2 separate regions of the Homo sapiens genome follow, and region 2 is linked to region 1. Evidence: read pairs that join two places in POLR2A ChIA-PET (ENCODE). Cell type or tissue: PC-9. All regions are shown on one strand. Each heading gives the region's core, and the rest is flanking DNA. Links, peaks and the distances in the headings are about the cores only. Region 1 overlaps ACAD9 (acyl-CoA dehydrogenase family member 9). Region 2 has its middle 2.3 kb from the start of SNORA7B.

The links. Peaks named below come from ENCODE experiments on the same cell type or tissue, not always from the same donor. Only the 100,000 strongest peaks of a DNase experiment are listed, where the experiment ranks them.
Region 2: POLR2A ChIA-PET joins it to region 1 with 16 read pairs; 2 of 35 experiments call an interaction of 5 or more read pairs at or near these places.

Annotation. Positions count from the first base shown.
Region 1 is chr3:128,885,902-128,888,811 of GRCh38, reverse strand. The region is part of intron 2 of ACAD9 (acyl-CoA dehydrogenase family member 9); the gene reads right to left. Among named protein-coding and RNA genes, the nearest start is that of ACAD9, 7.7 kb to the right of the region's middle. In PC-9, for the core only: no CTCF peak of the experiment used is centred there; no DNase peak of the experiment used is centred there.
Region 2 is chr3:129,398,215-129,401,124 of GRCh38, reverse strand. It overlaps the pseudogene RPL32P3. Among named protein-coding and RNA genes, the nearest start is that of SNORA7B, 2.3 kb to the right of the region's middle. In PC-9, for the core only: CTCF peaks have their summits at 1,140 and 1,341; DNase peaks (open chromatin) are centred at 1,004, 1,414 and 1,704; H3K4me3 peaks cover 1,645 bases; H3K27ac peaks cover 1,481 bases.

The sequences.
Region 1 (2,910 bases), core at 296-2,795:
GAAAAAAAGCAGAAATAAGTATTTCTAAATTATAAATTATGTTTATATATAAATAAGCAACTTTTAAAACTAGCAACATATAATTTGTGATCACCAGGTGTGAAATAAGAAACAAACAAAAACCAAGCAATGTAATGACAGCTGACAATTTGGCACTTCTCAAAGAGGTTCTGGGGGACCTGAGCTGCTTCTAGGGGGTCCCACAGGATCAAAACTAGTTTTTATTTTTTTTTGAGATGGAGTCTCACTCTGTCACCCAGGCTGAAGTGCAGTGGCGCCATCCCAGCTCAATACAACCTCCACCTCCCGGGTTCCAGTGATTCTCCTGCCTCGGCCTCCCCAGTAGCTGGGATTACAGGTGGGCACCAACACACCTGGTTAATTTTTATATTTTTAGTAGAGACAGGGTTTCACTATGTTGGCCAGGCTGGTCTCAAACTCCTGACCTCAAGTGATCCACCCACGTCGGCCTCCCAAAGCGCTGGGATTGCAGGCATGAGCCACCATACCTGGCCTAAAACTACTTAAGATGTTACTTGCTTTTAAATTCTAATTCTCTGAAGACTGTACAGTGGGGCGCAGTGTAGTGTATTTAACGTTTTGGCTCAGAGTCCAATATATAGTCCAAAGTACCATGTTCCCAGAATTTATGTACGGCCTTTATATGAATAAATCTTGATCAAGGATTCAGAAAAAAGTCTTAGGTTTGCATATAAGTCACTCAAAGCAGTAAAACAGGCTACTTGGATTTCCAGCAATATTTGTGCTTTTATTCTTGGCCATTACTTTTGGGGAAGGGTTGTCTGTCCTGGTTGGTTTTCATAGAGGCCAGTTGTGGGAGGATGTGATTTTTCTGTGTCTCCAGATGACAGTGCCTCTATTTCCGTGGCACTGCTGGCTGCCTACAGCTGTCATTCCAGAGGGCCCTTTGTCCACAGTGATTAGCCTCCTCTTTGAATGTACATGAAATAGGTGTATTTTTGTATGTTCTTTTCTCTGCTTTGCCCTTGGATTTAACTTCCTTTTTGAATTCACATCATGGCAGCTGAATGAACATAGTTTTTATTCCAGCATTTGCTATTTATTCCAAGAGACCTTTGTTCCTGTGAGAGGGAGTGGGTTTGGTTTGCAGTGGTTTCTTGCATATATATATATATATATATATATTTATTTATTTTTTTATTTTTATTTTTATTTTTTTTTGAGACAGGGTCTCACTCCTGTCGCCCAGGCTGGAGCTCAATGGCATGAACACAGCTGACTACAGCCTTGACTTCCCAGGCTTGGGTACCTTCTCCCACCTCAGACTCCCAAGTAGCTGGGACTATGGGCGCGCACCACCATGCCCGGCTAATATTTTAAATTTTTAGTAGAGACAGGGTTTCGCTCCATTGCCTAGGCTGGTCTCAAACTCTGGGACTCAAGCAATCTGCCCCCCTCAGTCTTCCACAGTGCTAAGATTACCAGTGTGAGCCACCGTGCCCAGCCGGTTTCTTATATATTTACATCTCTGCAAATACAAAGATGACAGTTATTGCTGACAGAGCCCTATGTCCTGGAAGTGTGTGTTTCTTGCTTTAAATGCACGTGTCAGGACAGGTGCGGTGGCTGACACCTGTAATCCCAGCACTTTGGATTACAGGCAGATCATTTGAGGTCAGGAGTTCAAGACCAGCCTGGCCAACATGGTGAAACCCCATCTCTACTGAAAATACAAAAATTAGCCAGGCGTGGCGGTGCGTGCTATAATTCCAGCTACTCAGGAAGCTGAGGCATGAGAATCACTTCAACTGCAGAGGTTGCAGTGAGCTGAGGTCGTACCACTGCACTCCAGCCTGGGTGACAAAGCAAGAGCAAGACTGTCTCAGAAACAAACAAACAAAAAGCATGTCTGAAGATTATAAAAAAAGACAGTTAAAAAAAAAAAAAGACTGCACAGTGGACTTTTCCAGAGGTTACGTGCACAAACAGGTATGAGAATCCAGCTGTCTTCTAATAAGCCAAACATTAAAAGGACTTGCATAACTTTCAACCAATGTCACTCTTTCCATCAATTTTTTTCTTTTTTTTTTTTTAACTTACTTTTCTTTTTTTTTTCTTTTTGAGACAGAGTTTCACTCTTATTGCCCATGCTGGAGTGCAGTGGCGCGATCTCGGCTCACCGCAACCTCCGCCTCCCAGGTTCCAGCGATTCTCCTGCCTCAGCCTCCTGAGTAGCTGGGATTACAGGCATGTACCACCACGCCCAGCTAATTTTGTATTTTTAGTAGAGATGAGGTTTCTCCATGTTGGTCAGGCTGGTATCGAACTCCCGACCTCAGGTGATCCACCCACCTCAGTCTCCGTAAGTGCTGGGATTACAGGTGTGAGCCACCGCGCCTGGCCTGATTATTTTTCAAAATATTTTTCATTAGCTGGCGCGGTGGCTCACGCCTGTAATCCCAGCACTTGGGGAGGCTGAGGAAGGCAGATCATGAGGTCAGGAGTTCAAGACCAACCTGGCCAACATAGTGAAACCCCATCTCTACTAAAAATACAAAAATTACCCGGGCGTGGTGGTGCATGCCTGCAGTCCCAGATACTTGGGAGGCTGAGGCAGGAGAATCACTTGAACCTGGGAGGTAGAGGTTGCAGTGAGTCGAGATTGCACCACTGCACTCCAGCCTGGGTGACAGAGTGAGACTCTGTCTCGGAAAAACAAAAACAAAATATTTTTCATTAAAAATATTATGTTAACATGTAATGGATTTATTATTTTTAAACAAATGAACACAGTATATTTTATTTTTTTTTTTTAGACAAAGTCACACTCTGTCACCCAGGCTGGAGTGCAGTGGTGCAATGTTGGCTCACTACAATCTCTGCCTCCTGGGTTCAAGCAATTCGCCTGCTTCAGCCTCCTGAATAGCC
Region 2 (2,910 bases), core at 203-2,702, 510 kb before region 1:
GATGACTGCAGGCCACCTCCAGCCTCTTGTCCTGGGACCCCAGTGCCCACAGGGAAGCAGTGTGGGTACCCCGTACTCTCCTCTGTGAAGTGAGGTGGCAGCATGTCCCGTACCCCACAAAGACTGAGCCATCAGGTTACTGCTTCCAAATCTCTTGGGTCTTTGGAAACTGAAGGCAGGCTCTGTGGTTCATGAACCCTCCCAGTTGATGAACCCACTTGACCCAATCAAGACCTTTTCTTTCATGACAGGCATCATTCAGGCTGCCATTAGTAATGTGCTTCCCTGCTCCGCATCCCATCTCACTACATACAGCCTGCAGGATAAGCAAGATTCATGAGGTGTGGAATAGCCACAGATGCAGCAGGGTTCTAGCCCCAGCACTACGGCTTGCCAGCTGTGTGACCTCAGACATTCCACTTCTCTGGGTCTCCTCAAACTCCCCATTCTCCTCACACCCAAAAATCTCACCATGGAGTTGTTAACACACCCTTCTCACCTCTCTCTCATTCAGTCATCAATACAATCCAGTTTAGCTTCTGACCCCATCTGGTCCCTGGAACTATCCCTGTCAAGATCGCCAGTGACATCTGTACTGTGTTCCAGGAGTGGAATCTAGGAGGTTTTTTTCCTCCTGAAATTTGATTTTCAAAATAATCTTAAAAACAAAAGCTAAGGGCTGGGCGCGGTGGCTCACGCCTGTAATCCCAGCATTTTGGGAGGCCAAGGTGGGCAGATCACCTGAGGTCAGGAGTTTGAGACCAGGTTGACCAACATAGTGAGACCCTTGTCTCTACTGAAAATTAAAAAAAATTAGTCGAGTGTGGTGGCGCACACCTGTAATCCCAGCTACTACGGAGCCTGAGGCAGGAGAATCCCTTGTCCCTTGAACCTGGGAGGCAGAAGTTGCAGTGAGCCGAGATCTTGCCACTCCACTGCACTCCAGCCTGTGCAACAGAGTGAGACTCCCTCTCAAAAAAAAAAAAAAAAAAAAAAAAAAAAAAGCTAAGCAAATCAAGAACAAGCTTAAAAATTAGACAGTAGCTGGGAACAATGGCTCATATTTGTAATCCCCGCTACTCAGGAGGCTGAGGCGAGAGATCGCTTAAGACCAGCCTGGCCAAAATAGTAAAACCATAACTCTACAAAACAACCAACAAAACAAAGCAAGGTAGTTTAGACTAATGGTTAGAAGCGTGGAGCTTGGAGTAAAATCTCCAAAATTCTCCTTCCACATATGCAAAATAGAGACAATAATAGGTTACATTATAGAATTGTGGTAGGCCCATCGTACGTTAGCGGTTCCGGTCTCATCACTATTTACTATGTAAATTCAGTGAGGGAATTTTGGGAAGTCGGTCTTGATCTCTCCTGACCGCTAGGAAGCGCACTTCGGAGTAGAGGAAACAAGGGCGGAAATAGCCCAAACGCTAGATTGGCTTCAACTTCTGGCGGAAGTAGATTCCTCCCTACACCAGGTCTCAACTCAGAAAGAATTCCAACTTTCTAACTAGTGCCAAGGGCAGGTAAGATAAATTTTCCTTTACATTCTTAGATATTACTCTCTATTAAAACAGTTAAATTCGGCATTTCTGCAGCACTCTTTCTTTGACATGTCTTTTTTTTAAGGACCCGGAGCCGGAAGTGCTTGCCTTTTCCCTGTCAGGACCCAGAGGTTACCTCCCATCAGCCCCGGCGCTCTCTCATCCCTTCTCTCTTCCTTGGTGCTTCTTTTTCCTGCTCGGTGAGTTTGTTTGTTTGTTTGTTTTTGAGACAGAGTCTCACTTTGCTTCCCAGGCTGGAGTGCAGTGGTGCGATCTCAGCTTACTGCAGCCTCCGCTTCCGGGGTTCAAGCGATTCTCCTGCCTCAGCCTGCCAAGTAGCTGGGACTACCGGCGCCCACCACCACGCCTGGCTAATTTTTGAATTTTTAGTAGAGAGTGGGTTTCACTATGTTGGCCAGGCTGGTCTGGAACGCCTGACCTCAAGTGATCCGTCCGCCTCGGCCTTCCAAAGTTCTGGGATTACAGGCGTGAGCCACCGCGCCCGGCCTGAGTGAGTCTTAATCCGTGGCCATCTGCGTTCCTGCAGGCTTCATCTGGCCCTATGGTCCCCTGGTAAGGAGGCCTTCCCTACCACTCTGTGTCTGTGGGTATTGTCGGCTTGCTGGAGCGCGTACACGAACAGAGTGAAGCAGGCAGCCGGGGTGGTGGTTGGGCTTTGCGTCTATTGACGAAAAGAGTCAAACTGTGTAAAGTATTTGAAAAGACTTATTCTGAGTCCAGTATGAGTGACCACGGCCCGTGACAAAGCCCTCAGGAAGTCCTGAGAACATGTGCCCAAGGTGGTTGGGGTGCAGCTTGGTTTTGTACATTTTAGGGAGGTGTGTTGGGGGGCCTGGTCCGGGCTGTTGGTAGATTTGACAATTGGTTGAGTTTGTCTAAAGACTTGGAATCAACAAAAAGGAATGCCTGGGTTCAGATAAGAGGTTGTGGAGACCAAGGTTCTTATTTATGCAGAGGAAGCCTCCAGGTAGCGGGCTTCAAAGAGAGTAGATCGTAAATGTTTCTTACCAGGCCTGAAAAGGTGCCAAAGTCTTAGTGGAGCCTCTCCTGGCTCAGGGAGAAGACCTGGAAAGGGAGGGGGATTCACTACAGGACGTAGATTGTCCCCACAAGAGACAGCTTTACAGGGCCATGTCAGAATATGTCAAAGAAATATATTTTTGGGTAAAGTACTTCTGTTTCTTTCAGGGCCTGCAATCTGTCATGTGATGCTATACTAGAGTCAGGTTGAAATTTGGTGTCTTATTGCTACAAAGTCTGTTTTGTCAGTCTTGGGATCTCTTTTAATGCTAACGCTGGTCAGCTGTGCCTGAATTCCATAGGGAGAAGGGCATAATGAGGCAAG